Linked DNA regions of Homo sapiens: region 2 is linked to region 1. A link is a loop called in an ENCODE intact Hi-C map of the cell type or tissue named here. Cell type or tissue: heart left ventricle. All regions are shown on one strand.

Region 1 (8,000 bases):
TTGTAAAAGAACAGTGAAAAACATGGGTCTCGTTGAGCTTGTGTGTGACTATGTGTATTTGTGTCGTTGAGCTTGTGTGTGACTATGTGTATCTGTGTTTTATTATGCAATGAGACTAAAAAAATAGAAGCAAGATTCTGAAAGCCCCAGAGCATGCATGACTTGTCATGAAAACGGGAAGCAGATTTTCTGGCAAGACTGAGTGTAGGTCCAGTTAAATTGTTTTGAATCTGATGATTTAGATATAACGTCTGATGAAGTATGATTTAGATATAAAATCTATGGTAAAGTAAAGCATAGCCCTAGCTGGTTGACTCAACACAGGCAGGCAGGAAACATGAGGCTATACTTTGTTTTTGTCAATTACAGGGAGCCCTCCCAGCTACACACACCTATGTGTTTGAGGAAGATAACTTCAGAAAGACTGTGTAGTTGGACTGTATTATACCATTCATCTAAAAAATTGGGAAATGAGAATCTGAGGTTTGGGACTCTGATGATAGAATCATACTATTATATGTTGCAACAAGGGTAAGATTGATCCACTTACTGACTGATTCATTCATTCAACATGTGTTTATTGTACAGCTGCTGCGTTAGAGGTTCTGGGCTAGGCCCTGGGGGTATAATGGCAAATAATGCAGAGTGAGTTTCTGCCCCTGTGGAGTTTATAGTCCCGTGGCGAATACAGGTCAATAAGCAGACTCAGTTATAGTGGAGGGCTGGGAATGCAATGAAATGGGTAGTGTAGTTGCTAAGGGAGGCCAGGGAAGGGTCAGCCAACCCAGTTCTGTGGAAGGGTCAGGAAAGGCTTCTTGGAAGAAATGATGTCTAGACAATGACATAAAAGATGAGGGGCAATCAGCTAGGCACAAGGCTGTGGTGGGGGCCAGGGAGAATTTGGTGAGGGAAGGGAATGAGCTACAGACCTTCAAGCAGAGGGAATTGCAGAAAGCATGGTGTATTGTAGGAACTGGGAGAAAATAACAAACGCCTAGATTCTAACACATGAAGCAGGAAAAGAGTGAAGGCAGGGGTCAGATCTTGCAGAGATTTGCGGAACATTTAGAAAGGCTGAACTTTATTTCAAGATAAATAGAAGTTATTGAACAAGCCAAAATATATCTTGATCTTAATCGGTCCTATTTTTGCAGGGATTGGGGGTGCAGGAAGAGGAGGTAAATACATGTCAGGAAACCAGACCAAATTCACACAGTGGGCAGTTTGGTGGTGGTGGCAGTTTCAGCAGGACAGCTGCAGAACTTATGGATCCTCATGGCTGGTGTGCTGCGATGGCGTTGCTTTCACCTTCTGCTATAACACTAATTTTGTTCTATTTTCTTACAGATATTCTCTCCAGATATCTAACTCAATCTAAATTATCAGTGCAAACAAGGTGAAAATGAGGAGTAAGTACTGCAAAGTGATAAATAACCTAAATCATACATCTGATTTTGGAATGTGACCACATAAATGGGCACAGTGCACATACTCATACTCACTGGCATACTCACACTTTTTTGAAAAAAACAGCTTTATTGAGGCATAAATGATGTGCAACAAACTGCAGATATTTAACAAACAAACACCAGGAGATTGGTTCCAGGACCTCTGAGGATACCAAAATCCATAATGCTCATGTCCCTTATGTAAAATGGCGAAGTGTTTACATATAACCTATGCACATCCTCCCATAAATGTTAAATCATCTCTAGATCACTTATAATACCTAATATAGTGTAAATGCTATGTGAATTGTATTTTTAATATGTGTATTATTTTATTGTTGGATGGCTATTTTTCATTGTTTTTTTTTCTGAATATTTTCCAATTGAGGTTGGTTGAATCTACAGATGTGGAACCTGCAGATACAGAGGGCTGACTATATACAATTTGATGAGCCTGGACATATGCATACAGCGATGAAAACACCACCACAATTAAGGTAATGAACATATCTACCGCCTCTAAAAGTTTCCTTGTGTCTCTTTGTTCTTGTCATAAGAATGCTTAACATGGGGCTGGGCATGGTGGCTCACACCTGTAATCACAGCACTTTGAGAGGCCAAGGCAGGTGGAACACCTGAGGTCAGGAGTTCAAGACCAGCCTGGCCAAGACGGTGAAACCCCGTCTCTAATAAAAATGCAAAAAAAATTAGCTGAGTGTGGTGGCAGGCGCTTGTAATCCCAGCTACTCGGGAGGCTGAGACAGGAGACTCCCTTGAACCTGGGAGGTGGAGCTTGCAGTGAGCTGAGATTGCGCCACTGCACTCCCGCCTGGGCAACAGAGTGAGACTCTGTCTCAAAACAATCAAACAAACAAACAAAAGAATACTTAACATGGGATGGAGATCTACCTCTTAACAAATTTTTAAGTGCACAATACAGTATTATGGACTACAGCCACCATGTTCAGCAGAAGATCGTATCCATCTTGCATAACTGAAACTTTTATCGCTAAACAATGTTTCCCCATATCCCCCTCCTGTAGCCTCTGGCAACCACCATTCTACTATCTGCTTCTATGAATTAGATGATTTTATTTACCTCCTGTAAGTGGAAGCATGTTGTCTTTGTCCTTCTGGGACTGACTTATTTCCATCAGCATAGCATCCTGCAAATGGCAGGATTGGCTTCTTTTTTAGGGCCGAATGGTATTCCATTGTTGCATCTCCACTCTTGAACCATGCTGGTGTGGGCTTAAAGGAGTAGGATTCTCCAAGCCAGAGTTGGTGAGAGGGAGAGGAGCTTTGATGAAGATGGACAAATTGTCACTCTGAACCATTCTTGGCACATTAGCTTGAGTCCAGCTGACTTTCCAAGTCATAGCACTCTTTAATATAACACAGGTTCCCAAGGTATCTTCTGTAGAACCCCAAGTTCCCAGGCTTGCAATAGATAACATTGAAAAGTGGGCTTCCAGGTTAAACAATTCTAGTTAGCATGAGGCAACGTTAAATTTCTTGACTAAGAAACTGATGGCAACTTTCATATGTTAATGTTGCATTGTAACGTTGAGAAAAGAAGCATAATTTGCATCATAAGTTAACTCAAAGATTCTCCTAGCCTGCTTGAGCACAGAAACTTAATTTTTTCATGGAGCAACACAGGGCAGATAGTAAGGCATTTTGGAGAGGACATTGGTGTCTCTGAGGCTTAGAGTGCATTCCAGGAGGAGTGGAACGGCCCAGGGTCTTCCAGGGCTTGCGATTTGCTTGTCTATCTGTGACAGAAGCACATCGTGGCTCGCACACTAACAGCTACAGGATTCTTCTCTCCAGGAGAGACAGTTGGTCAGTTTGGTGACTTTTCCAAGGAAAATACAGAGAGTAAAGTAACCAGACCAGGGAAACAGCCATTCTTTAGTAAAAACAAACACAGGAGCCCCTGCGTCAGCAAACCCCATGGAGAGCAACTTGCTCAATCTTTTAAATACTTTTTAAAGAAGGATTTGAGGTCTTAAACTTGACTTTGAGGAGAAAAAAAAATTTGTGTTAAAAAGAAACATATGTGAGACAAATGTCAGGCAGCTGAAAATCATGGATAATTTTGACACATTTTTAATTATAATTTTCAATGAAAAAATAATATAGAAAAACTCTCTTTAAAAAGCTCACCTTTCAAAAAAAATTCTGTTGAAAAAAGACAAGCAGCTCTGGGTGACATCTGCCTAATGGTATAGAGTTTTGCAAACGGCAGAAATGTGAGAGAATCCCTAGGGCGCATTGCTGATTGATCTTAAAGAGGAGCAACCCAGGTCTCGAGGATTTTCCTGAAATGTATTGTTCTCAAAATATTCTTAGCAGTCAATATAATTTTTGCCCACTCTTTGGATCTCACCAGTACGTGTATAATAGCAAAACAACCCAAAGAAGATAAAGTTTCAACTGTTTGTATCAGAAGAAGACTATGAAATCTACTATGAATCAGTGAGCCAGGCAGGCTTTAGAAGATTGTAAGAGTTGAATGCAAGGAGGTTAAAGCAAAAAGATACAGCCTGGAACTTATCAAGAAGATAACCATTTTTTCCACTGGATTAAGTGCCGAGTACTTTTCACACATAAGTTTCATCTTCATGATATCCCTGAGAGGTTCACATTATTCCCAATTTACTGATGTATAAGTTGAGTTCAAAGAAGTGAAGAAACTTTCTCAAGTCCCTATAGTTATTGAGTGTGGAATTAACATTTTAACCCTGATTCATCATGCTCATCTCTTCAATGCTCCTACTTCCAATGACAAAGTTGTTCTCACCCAAATACATTTAATTTGAAAGTCAAGAATAAAAGATCTTGGGCAAGCAATAAACTTTTTTATTTTGGAGACAGAGTTTTGCTCTCATCACCCAGGCTGGAGTGCAATGGTGCAATCTCAGTTCACTGCAACCTCTACCTCCTGGGTTCAAGCGATTCTCCAGCCTCCCAAGTAGATGGGATTATAGGCTCCCACCACCACACGCAGCTGATTTTTGTATTTTTAGTAGAGATGAGGTTTTACCTTGTTGGCCAGGCTGGTCTTGAACTCCTGACCTCAGGTGATCTGCCCACCTTGTTCTACCAAAGTGCTGGGATTACAGGCGTGAGCCACGGTGCCCAGCCAAGAAACTTTTAATAACTGTTTTTAAATCAAACAGAATCCCTGGGTGAAAACAGATGGGACTGGGAATGAAATTGTTTCACAAATCTATTAATTTTACTCGGCAAACACTCACATAGCACTTTCCAGGCACTGGCTTAAACATTTTGCTAATGTGGATCCTCCTAACAGCCTTATGAGGTAAGTACAATTAGCATCTCCTGTTTACAGAAAAATAAACAGAGAGGTTAAGTCACTTACCTAAGGTTACCCAGCTAATCAGTGGCAGGGCAGGGACCCACATGCAGGAAGTCAGGCTCCAGAGTCCATATTTTTAACCTCTATGCTATTGAAAGTAATGGTAAAAACCACAATTACTTTTTCACTAAGCTAATATGTTCCTTCTTTGATCAGACTTTTGAGGTCTAAGGAAATACCACACCAGGGTGCTGGGTCTGGCGTTCAGTTTTTATAGTGTGTTTACTTGCCTAGTGTCAGATGCACTTTAGGCCAAAACAGATTTTCAAAGCTTTCCTGAATACTACCATGTCAAGGAACATGAGGCCTGGATGTCTATATCCAGTGAGGATATCTTGACCCCACCCAACACACATGTGCTCTTCTCAGAGGTGGTCTTGTTTCATTGGCCATGGCAAATCAAATGCCTACGGCCTTCCCATTTTGGTGGACAGTGGGTGGAGGATTTGTCTCTCTGGCAGTGTCAGGACTAACTTATTGGCACAGAAAAAGGAAGAGATTCTCACCTTGTGTTACTGTATCATTCATAGTGCTCAGCCACAATATGTGCTCAGATGTTCCAGAAAAACCCAGATTAAGAGTAACCCTCGCCACCTCTCTCTCACGTGTGTGCGTGCTCTCGCTCTCTCTTTCTCTCTCTTTCTCTCTCTCTGTCTCTCTCTTTCTCTCTCTCTCTCTCTCACACACACACACACACACACACACACACTCTCTCTCACATAACTGACAGCTGAGTTAGGACCCATATGAACAAACATTTGCCCAGAAGCCTAATGGGGCAGTGTTGTGCTTGGGATAAGGGCTGAGGCCCTCGAATAAATTGTTTTAGCAGAGTTGAGACTCCAACTGGCCCTATAAATAATTATGACATTGAAAACAAGAGGTGGGGGTGGAGAGCTAGTGCAGCCCTTTTGAATAGCAGTTTATTGATGAACAAAGTACTTCTTGATGTTTAATTGCTCTCCCCCCTTTTCTCTAACTAGGTCAAAGTACACATAAACAATTTTTTCCCTCCACTGAAAGATGAATTATACAAACCATGAAGCAAAAGATAGGAAAAATAAAGATAAAACTCTCTTAATTGTGAAGTAGATGATTCTTCCATTTCCTTTAGCTGATCATTTTCTTTATCTTTTTTTGAGACTGGGTTATGAGACTGGCTAGTTTTTGTATTTTTGGTAGAGCTGGGGTTTCACCATGTAGCCCAGGGTGGTCTCCAACTCCTGGGCACAAGTGATACTCTCACCTCAGCCTCCTAAAGTGCTGGGATTACAGGGGTGAGCCACCATTCCTGGCCCATTTTCTTTTATGTAAAATAAAACAAGAAAAACTTCCTTTAATTCACTTTTATTTTTCATTGGTTTTCTAACTTGATAAAAATTTTCATTTGTTTCTTTTTAACATTTTCCCGTCAGAAAGGCCTAAGGCATGGGATCTTAATTGCCAAGTTTAATCAGTTCCTAAAAGACACATGAAGTTCTTTGAAGAAAAAAATGTAAATGGTATCATTCATCCAGGGAGTACTATTTAAAATACATCTCCTTAAGGCCAGAACCTAACAGGTAGCAGATCCAGGTCTAAAGTTCTGCAATGGAAAACACTGGAAATTGCAGGTCTTCTGGCCTGAACATTTAAACCCATTGAGTTTTGGGAAAGGAGATTGCTGGAATGCCTTGGGTGTCTGGAAAAAAGAGCACTGGCCTGCAAGGTAAGTTGAAGTTTTGCTTAAGAAGAGAATGAACACAATGCTAAGAATCATAACTGACCCTCAGCATTTCCAGATGTGGAACCAAGTGTCAGCATAAATTTCCCCAGATTTGTTTCGAGGACGGGCTTGTCTAGCAGTGCTGGAGGGAACACACAAGAAGGCGCCACAGTAGTGGCCAACCTTCCCCGTGAGAAAGGGCTCCACTTATGTCCTACCCAGCACATAGCTCATTCTCGAAGCCAGCTCTCAAGAGAGAAGGCAGAGCCATGCTTTGACTGCTTTGGGACAGACTCTCCCTATCTTCAATAAAGGAATTCACTCCTCACCCATGCATCTTAAGCCATGGTTCAAGACACAGAAATAGTTAGCTTTCTTCACTAACACTGTATTCTACACATTTCCATACATACGTATGACCATGTAATCTTTATAATCATAATTTTAATTTTTGATAATTATCCCTTAAGTAACTATTTTATAATATAATTCACTGTTCCCCTGCTATCAGAAATTGAGGCCCTTTTGATTATTTAATATAAAAAAATCTATAATTAATATTAATACTAATTATAGCATCAATCATTCATTGATACTTCAGTCATTACGCAGTGTTTCCTGTCATCCAGAGTGTCTCTTTCAATGGGATTTACAGGAATCATTGGTGTACACAGCCCTTTGGCCCTTTTGTCACACCATCACTTGAAAATCCACTAGCAAGCAAGCGAAAGGGGAAAAAAAAGGATTAAGAAAATGTTCATTCAATGAAATCTGAAAGTAAAACTGTGGTGGGATCTATGCAAGTCTTTAAAAATCAAATTGACTTTTTCAAAATGCAAAAATTGAAAAAGTGGCCGAAATTGCCAGCAATCTTAATCATCTGAATGTAATAATTCCACAGCCACATACACCAAAATAATACTGTTTGTCCAGTCCTTTTACATCTTCAGAGATAAAACAGCATAGCACATGATTACATACAGTGCTTACTTTGTGCCAAGTAGTTTTGTGTTTTATGTGATTTATGAACTCATCAAACCCTTGGAAAAAAGCAATGAGGAAGCTACTATTTTGTTTTCTATTTTCAAATAAGAAAGTGAGTGTGAGAGAGGTTAAGTAAGCTGCCCAAAGTCAGAGCTAGAAGGTTGCAGGGGTTGAATATTAACCCAGGCAGTTCAGCTCTGGAAGCTATGCTCTTCACCACCATACTTACTGCCTTTCCAGAATGCATGTTGGCTAATCCCTGTTGGCTTTCTTCAGTAACATTATATTATATACATACTTCCAAATGTGTATGTGACTATATGGACTTTATCATGACCATTTTAATTGTTGCAAAATGTTTTCATATAATTTTCCATGATAATTTAACCCTTCCCCCACTACTGGAAACTGAGTTCCTCTAGTTGATTAAAATTATTAACAATCTATAACACATAATTCCATAAATATGATTATTTTC
Region 2 (8,000 bases), 140 kb after region 1:
TTTTCGATTTTATAAAGTCAAGACTTATAAAGTCAATGCCTTGAGGGGACAGGTGGCAAATGTAAATTAGGGGAGTGGGCTTGGTGTGAGGTAAGAGGAAGAGTGGGGATTTGGGCAAACTAGAAATCTCAAGCCCTATCCAAGGAGTGACTGATTATTCAGCCGCAGCTAATTATTGCCATTCAGAAATGTGGATCCAGAACCTCTGCTATTGAAAGAAAGAAATGCAAGCATGCAAGCTTTTAGAGCAACTTTTGGTTTGTTAAATTTCGATAAGTAATTTGATTCTATTTTTTTTTTCAAAATGCCATGAAAGTATCAAACTATGACTTTGGGTTGCTTCAGCTTGCAGGACAGCAGTTTATGCGCTCTGCTTGATACAAATGGGAGCAATTGAAGGCTCTTTGTCTTAGTCCATTTGGCTGCTATAACAAAATACCTTATACTGAGTGGCTTATAAATAACATAAACTTATTGCCCCAAGTTCTGGAGGCTAAGTCCAAGATCAAGATGCTAGCAGATTTAGTGTCTGGTCAGGGCCTATTCCTTATAGATAACGCCTTCTATGTGTCCTCACGTAGCAGAAGGGGCAAATAAGCTCCCTCAGTTTTCTTTTTATAAGGCAATAATCCCATTCATGAGGGCTCTAACCTCATGACTTAATCATTTCCCCAAAAGCCCCACTTCATAACAGTATCTCATTGGAGATTAGGTTTAAATGTATAAATTTTTCAGGGGCACACATATTCAAACCACAGCACATTATGTGTAAAATGTGTTGAAGATGAAAATTCTTTAGGCAGAAAGCTCATTGGAAGTGGCTGAGGAGACAAAGAATGAGAGTCTGGTTTAGAATTTAGGCAACAAGAAAGGAGATGGGCCTCTTCCAACAAACATTTTCCTCTTCTTTCTTTCTTTCTTTCTTTCTTTTTTTTTTTTTTTTTTTTTTGAGACGGTATCTCGCTCTGTCATCCAGGCTGGAGTGCAGTGGCAGGATCTCAGCTCACTGCAACCTCTGCCTTCTAGGTTCAAGCCATTCTCCTGCCTGCCTCAGCCTCCCAAGTAGCTGAGATTACAGGTGCTCGCCACCATGCCTGGCTAATTTTTGTATTTTTAGTAGAGGCAGGGTTTCACCATGTTGGCCAGCCTGGTCCTGAACTCCTGACCTCAGGTAATCCACAGTGGCCTCTCACAGTGCTGGGATTACAGGTGTGAGCCATTGCACCCAGCCTCCTCTTTTTTCTTAGTAACTGAACTGCAATGTGTTAGGCTGGAAAAGAAAACTACATTTGCCAGCCTTTCTTATAGCTAAGTTTGGTCATGTAAATAAATAATTCTGTCCAATGTGATGGCGAAAGATTGTAGGATGGGGCTTCAGGAAAAGTTTTTAAAACAGATATGCCTTTTTGTTCTTCCATCCTTCTGTTTTTATCATTCTGAGATGTGGACAAAATGGCTGAAACTTCAGCAATTATCTTAAGCCAAAAGTTGAAGATGATTTTTTAAAAAGTAAGATGGAGGGACTAGGGGTCTCTAAGGTGCACAGGGCACCATTTCAGCCCTGAGTGGCCTGCTTGCCTCAGGATTTCTACTTGAAAGAAAAAATTGGTTTTATGTGTTTACACATAAAACCTGATACATTCTGACTTTTCTGTTACATGCAGTCAAACCCAACCCTCACTGAGAAAGCAACTAATTAAATGCAGAGAGCAGGAAGATAATAGGAGCCCAGGTTTGGGTGTACAATATTGGAAAGACAGGCATAGCAAGAATCTAGACGCACATCAGCAGGGTCAAGAATGTAGGTGCCAAGGATCTATTGAGTGTTCACCACATCCCAGGTGCTGTTCTAAGGGCTTTGTATGTGTTAACTCATTGAAATCTAACAACCAGTCTATGATCTTCATACTAGTCTATAACCATTTTACAGATGGGAAAACTAAGGCACAGGGAGACTAAGTGCCTTACTCAGATCTCCAGCTAGCAAGTGGTAGAACCATGAGTCATCCAACTGCTCTGTCCCAGAGCTGGTACTTGTAACTTCCACCCTGTGCTGCCTTTATGCGCTGTCTGTCCCCACCATCTCTACCACACTTCCACTCTCTCTCTCACTTGCAGCCTCTAGCCACAGTGCTTCCTTCTGCCCTGAAAATGCAAAGGCTTTTCCTGCCTCAAGGCCTTTGTCCTAATGAATTCTCTATCAAGAAGGCTCTTCCTCCAGATTGTTATGTGGCTTGCTCCTTTTCCTAATGCTGACCTTAACTCAACTATCGCCTCCTCAAACAGACCTCTGACTCAGCAGTTGGGGGACTCTTGCAATGCATGTTTCTTGCGCAGAATTATAACCTGTGTTCACATTCTCAGACGTCTATGGTTATGTTTCCACATTTAAGCTAAACAGAAGGCTCTATTTAAAGAAACAAAAATAAAAACCTGGAACTGTCGCTGCCAGACAGTCATCCATGTCCTCAAGAAATTCTCTGACAAGTCGGGAGGCATAGGAGAAGAACCACATGTATAGTGCAGGATCAGCGCTCTTCAGGAGGTCCTGGAGTGAGACGCACAGCAAGGGCAGAAAGAGCCACTTCACTACAGGCCACTGCAAACAGCTGAGAGTGGAAGTATCAGAGACTGTTAGTTGTCCTCAGTTTATTTTATCCACTGTTTCCTTGAGAATAGGATCCCCAATTTGTTTTTGGACAAATGGTTGACAAAAACAATAACTACATTTCCCAATCTCTTTTGCAACAGATGTGTCCATGTGACCAAGTTACATGGAAACGAAATGGGAGTTCCTAAGTGGAACTTCTTGGACACCATCAAAAAGGGAAGGGCATGACTTTCTTTGGTCCTCCCTTTGTTCCACGGGTTAACATGGGGATCTGAGAGCTCAATTTCCAGCAGCCACCCCAGCCAATGACACAGAAGCTACATGGCTAAGGAAGTGGAAAAATAATCTAGAAAGAACTTGGATTCTGGATGACTGAATGATACCACCCATATGTAAAGGAAAAGAATCAGCTTTCTAGTAGTTTATGCCACTGTTATTTTCATTTTTCTGTCACTTGTAACCAAGTCTACTCCTGATCCAGAGAGTGTTATATAATAAATGAGGCTGGAAGGATAAAACCAAATCAGTGAAGTCATTATAAGGAATCTTAGGAAACTTGAACTTCATCCTGAAGTAATGAAAAGAGAGTGAACATTTTTTAGTAGTGAATGAACAGGATTGCTTACACTTTTTTTTTTTTTTTTTGAAAAATCACTGTTGGGAATGAAAGCATTCTTGGGAAGTGAACTGGAGGGGGCAAGACTGGAGGCAGAGATGCCAATTAAGAGGCTGCTATAAGTAGCACTGCAAAATGGCACACTCTGAACTGCAATCATGGATGCAGAGCTAGAGAAGGTGGATTGCAGGGAAATAGAAGGAGTGGAATCTCTAGAACTTGATTTATCCATGTGCTGGCTGAGAAAACGGGAGCATTGGAATAACTTTCAAGTTTCTGATTTGGGCAGCTGCATCACTCATGAGTGAAAGGCATTAGGAGGAGCAGTTTACTAGGCTTCCAAAAAAAGACCTCCTCTAAGAATAGGGAAACTAAGCAGTAGAAGATTTTAGAAGTAGGATATTAACCCAGTTTCCAATTGCAAGACCATCTGTCAGGTTTTTGATGTAGTCAAAAGCAAGAACCAAACAGATCTGATTCAAAGTTTAGATAAACCATGCCCTTACTTGACCTTGGGCCCAGTTATTTAACCTTCTAGACCATCAGTTTCTTCATCTCTAAAATGGATACAATCACACTAATATCATTGGGCTTTATGGAAAATAATGAAATTCCCAGCTGAGTGCAAGAACATAGTAAATGGACAATACGTGTAGCTGTTGTTATTTACTGCTTGTTAAGTGTTCAGGTCATCTATATGGGAGCATTTTCTCTTCTCCTGCTTAGTCTCTCAAAGATTCTTAGTACAGAGCACAACATGTACTACCTTCACTCTCAACTAAGTCCCATTGGAGAGTACATTCTCCATAAAAACAAAGGTAATTAAAGAGTCCAGTGTGTGCACGCTAGCCCAAGGAAAACTTACTCAAATTGACTTTCACTTTGATTCTCTGCCTGCCCTGAGATCTCCCTCAGCTTCTCCTTCTGGGTATCTACTCCGCCTAGCAGCTCCAGCAAAGAATTTTAAAAATAAAATGTTCTTGATCAATATCTTGATAAATTTCTTAAAGTCTTAATGTGGTGGACAAACAATTCCTTTTTTAATAAGCCTTTTTTTCTTTGAAAGAATCTCAATTGACATGATTGAACCAAAAGAAAATCGGCATGACATATATAATATTAAGCAGCTATAAATCTGGAAGAGATTCAAAACCCAGACAGAAGGCTTTGATTTTTTTAAAGCACATTTAATCATGTTTTAAAGCAAAATGAAAAACCACAAATCTGTTTAGACATTCCAAACATGAAGAAATAATATTTTTATCAAAATCTTGTAACCTTACTCACACCAAAAGAAATTGTTCCTAAGCAGCGCTGACAACTCTGTCTGAGATGTGAATCTGAAAACACGTTTTTAAAATTATACTTTGGAAGCTTTGAATATGCTCAATGAAATTCCAGAATTAATCCACTCCAGTTTTGCAGTAGGCACTGACTCATCTACATCTCCTTCCCTCTTCCCTTTTAGCAAAGCTACCCTACTCATTCCCCCAACACATACACACACACACACGTGCACACACACACACACACACCTTCAGTTAGAACCAATGGCTATGATACATCAAAAGAGTCACAGTTAATCCAATAGACTCTTTTTTTCTGTTCCTTGCCTCGGTTTTTTCACTTTAAATGGAGGAAAACATCTCACTTATCACCTGGAACATCTGCCAAATGAACCAAGATGCAGAGAAGCTCTGATTTAGGCATGGTAGGCTGGCTCTTCATGCTCATAAATCCAGGCTGTTTAGCAGTCCCTCGTAGAATGCCAAGAGAACTGCATGTTACTGATCCCCACAAATGCCAAAATTGCAATGGGTTGACATTTACTGTGCAGTCATCATATAACAAATGATTTACCTAGAAAGAGACACAGTCTTCCAGTGAGATGACAGTTAATCCTTCTTCCAGGCTTGGAGAGGTAGAGAGATTCCAGGAAACAAATTAGCTTTAAAAAGTCTCTGGTTTTAGCTGCATCGTACATAGTTCTTTTTTAAATATAACTTTTTAAAAGATATAATTCACATATATAAAACACATTCTTTAAAAGTGTACAATTCAGTGGTTTTTAGTGTATTCACAAATTTGTACAACCATCACTGTTATCTATTTCCAGAACATTGCAATCACTCCTAAAAGAAACACCATAACCACTAGCAGTCACTCCCCATTCCCCTCCAACTCTCCAGCCTTAGGCAATTGCTAATCTATTTTCTGTCCCTAGAGATTTGCCTACTCTTGACATTCATATATAAGGGATTATACAACATGTGGCCTTTTGTGTCTGGCTTCTTTCACTTAACAATGTTTTTAAGATTGTAGATGGGAGTTTTTGCTGATATGTTGAATTTCTCTTCTGATAACACTAACAGTTATCATATTTGGAGTGCTTCTCAATGCTGAAGTGCTTTCCATGCATAATCTCACTCCATCCTCACAACAGTAGAACGAGACATATACAATTATATCCATTTTACAGACGGGGAATTGACGTTTATAGAGAAGTCAAGTAACTCATCCAAGGCCAAACAGCTAGTAAGTGATTGAGGAAGGATTTCAATCCAGGCCTGCTTGACTCCAAAGCTTGTGATGTTAACCTCCAGGATCCACTGCCAGCATTCTTAGAGATGAGTTCTGTTTTTGTTGCCCTTTCCAGGGTCTTCTTTAAAACAGGAAAAAGTGTATTCCTAAGATGCTTGAGAGTTAAGGCAATTCCCCAGGGGCTGGACTCGTATGCAATGGGTCAGTGAAATGCAGCATGGCCATGTCTGCAAGCTGAGGAGAAGTGAGTGGCAGCTAGAAATGTAAGGCCTCAAGAATTCCAAGATCTCTAAGGAGAATGACCCCAGAGCTGTAGCACCCAGCATACCGGATGGGCAAATAGAAAGCGTGGGGTGTCTGGCTGACACTTGGAATGCCACCGACATCCCTGTCTAGGTCACTCATTGATGGGCTAATACATCAGATTATTAATATAATAATTAATAAATCATTTTTTCACAAAAACTGGTCTTGACAAACATTGGAGAAATATAAGAGCCATGTTGCTCATCACTATACCCTCACAGCAAGGTTCAATCCTAATAATCTGGGCATGGGATTCAATGTGTTTCTAAAGACTCTTTGAGGAGTGACAAAACATCCAAGCAGAGATTCATTAAAAGCTGTTGATTTTTATGTTTCTCCCAGATGAAATGACATAAATTACAGCTAAGATGCACAGTTCAGTCTTTAATCTCGACCAACCACTTCTTTTAATGCCTACCCTGAAATTTCAAGAAGCCACATGGTCAAGGAGAAATCAGCTTCACTTCTCCTGATTTTCATCCTCCCAATCCCTCGAGGCCATTATCTCCACAAATTCGACGTGATTAGAAGTGGAATGCATGGATTGTGAAGAAGCAAAACAGAGCATCTGAGTAATTCTTCCTTAAAACACTGGACCCTGGATGCATTTTGGATGCAGGTGCAGAGGAAATGGTCTTTAAATGATGACAAATTTTTAGGCACATGGTTAAAATGAAGCCAACCAACCTCAAATGCTCAGATTTTCATCCCACTGTGATTTTGAACTTGAGTTAAAGGGAGGCCTGTTCATCAGCCTGGCTCTCACCGTCTTTCCTGCTGTTTCTGGCAGCAGTAGCCTTTGTCTCAGGCTGAGCCCGGCTTTTCTGTGACCTTCACTATCACAGAAGTAAGCACAGTGCTTACTCAGTGCCGGAGTCAGACGAAAGCACACCTGAAACCCCACTCTGCTGAATTCAAGGTGTGAGGCAAATTACTTAACCTCTCTAAGCCTGTGTTTCCTCACTTGTTAAATGGGAATGTGAGTACCAACCTCTTATGGATCCTATGAGGATTCAGTAAAATTTCCATGTAAAATTTTCTTAAATTTGATTTAACAACAACTTTTTATAGGCTTCTCTTAAATGCTATAGAAACAAAAAATATTTATAGCTGAAAAAAAAAACAAAGCACTTGGCAGAGTGTTTGGCATGTAGTAAGTCCCAGTAAACATTAGCTATTGTTTTTACAAATTTCTCTCAGATCTTTGGAGGCACATTCCGGCAAGAGGTTGCACAGTCTTTATTTTAGTGTCCAGAAGACACACATGATTCAGAGAGGTTGGGAGGGAGTGAAAATGTGAGCTCTCTCTAGTGGGTGCTTTCTGGTACGAGCACTCTATCTGAAGGGAAAACCTTTCCAAAGGCTTAGAAATTGAAATGTTTTTGTGCTTAGCTCAGATCACCTCCTCTTGGGGGCAGAAAAGATGAGAAGGCCCAAATGAAGAGTCCAAACAATGGAAGGTGCAGTGGCAAGAGGCAACAACGACAAAGGCCAACACTGCTCAGGAGAGCAGGGGTCCAGAGGGTAGGAGCGGGAAGTGGGGATCCACGCCACAGGGGGATGGCAGAGCAGAGACAGCCATGGCCACAGCTAGCCACACAGCTGCTGGGAGCCAGTTAGGACCAGCAGGCTTTCTCTCAGGCAGCACATCCCTCACCAGGACCCATGAATTAATGAGTGGAGCACAGGCTGGATTTCAGTTCAGCTCCTCAAATGGGTCCTTGAGCAGGACTCAGACTTCACAGCCTTCAGCAGTGACCCTGGGCTGGGGGTGGGTGTCTGAATTTGGATATAACCCAAGAGTCCAGAACCAAGAAGTTGAGAGCAAGGAAGCTGATATCTGTGGAGGGCAGGAGAGGAATGAGGGAGGATCTTAGCAAAATGTTTCTCTATATTTTGCCACATCTGTGAACCACTATAATGGGT

Evidence for each region. Hi-C counts contacts between places; a loop is a spot of excess contacts. Peaks named below come from ENCODE experiments on the same cell type or tissue, not always from the same donor. Only the 100,000 strongest peaks of a DNase experiment are listed, where the experiment ranks them.
Region 2: it touches region 1 in a loop (2.3-fold over the local background); 3 of 110 quality-filtered maps call a loop at or near these places.

What each region holds. Positions count from the first base shown.
Region 1 is chr4:53,847,830-53,855,829 of GRCh38, reverse strand. No RefSeq gene overlaps it. Among named protein-coding and RNA genes, the nearest start is that of CHIC2, 210 kb to the left of the region's middle. In heart left ventricle, no CTCF peak of the experiment used is centred here; a DNase peak (open chromatin) is centred at 3,219; H3K27ac peaks cover 1,741 bases.
Region 2 is chr4:53,711,441-53,719,440 of GRCh38, reverse strand. It overlaps LOC100506444 (a long non-coding RNA gene), which reads right to left. Exons shown (of 3, transcript NR_125918.1): 2 at 2,434-2,609. Among named protein-coding and RNA genes, the nearest start is that of LNX1-AS2, 120 kb to the right of the region's middle. RefSeq lists an enhancer at 111-712. In heart left ventricle, no CTCF peak of the experiment used is centred here; no DNase peak of the experiment used is centred here; H3K27ac peaks cover 998 bases.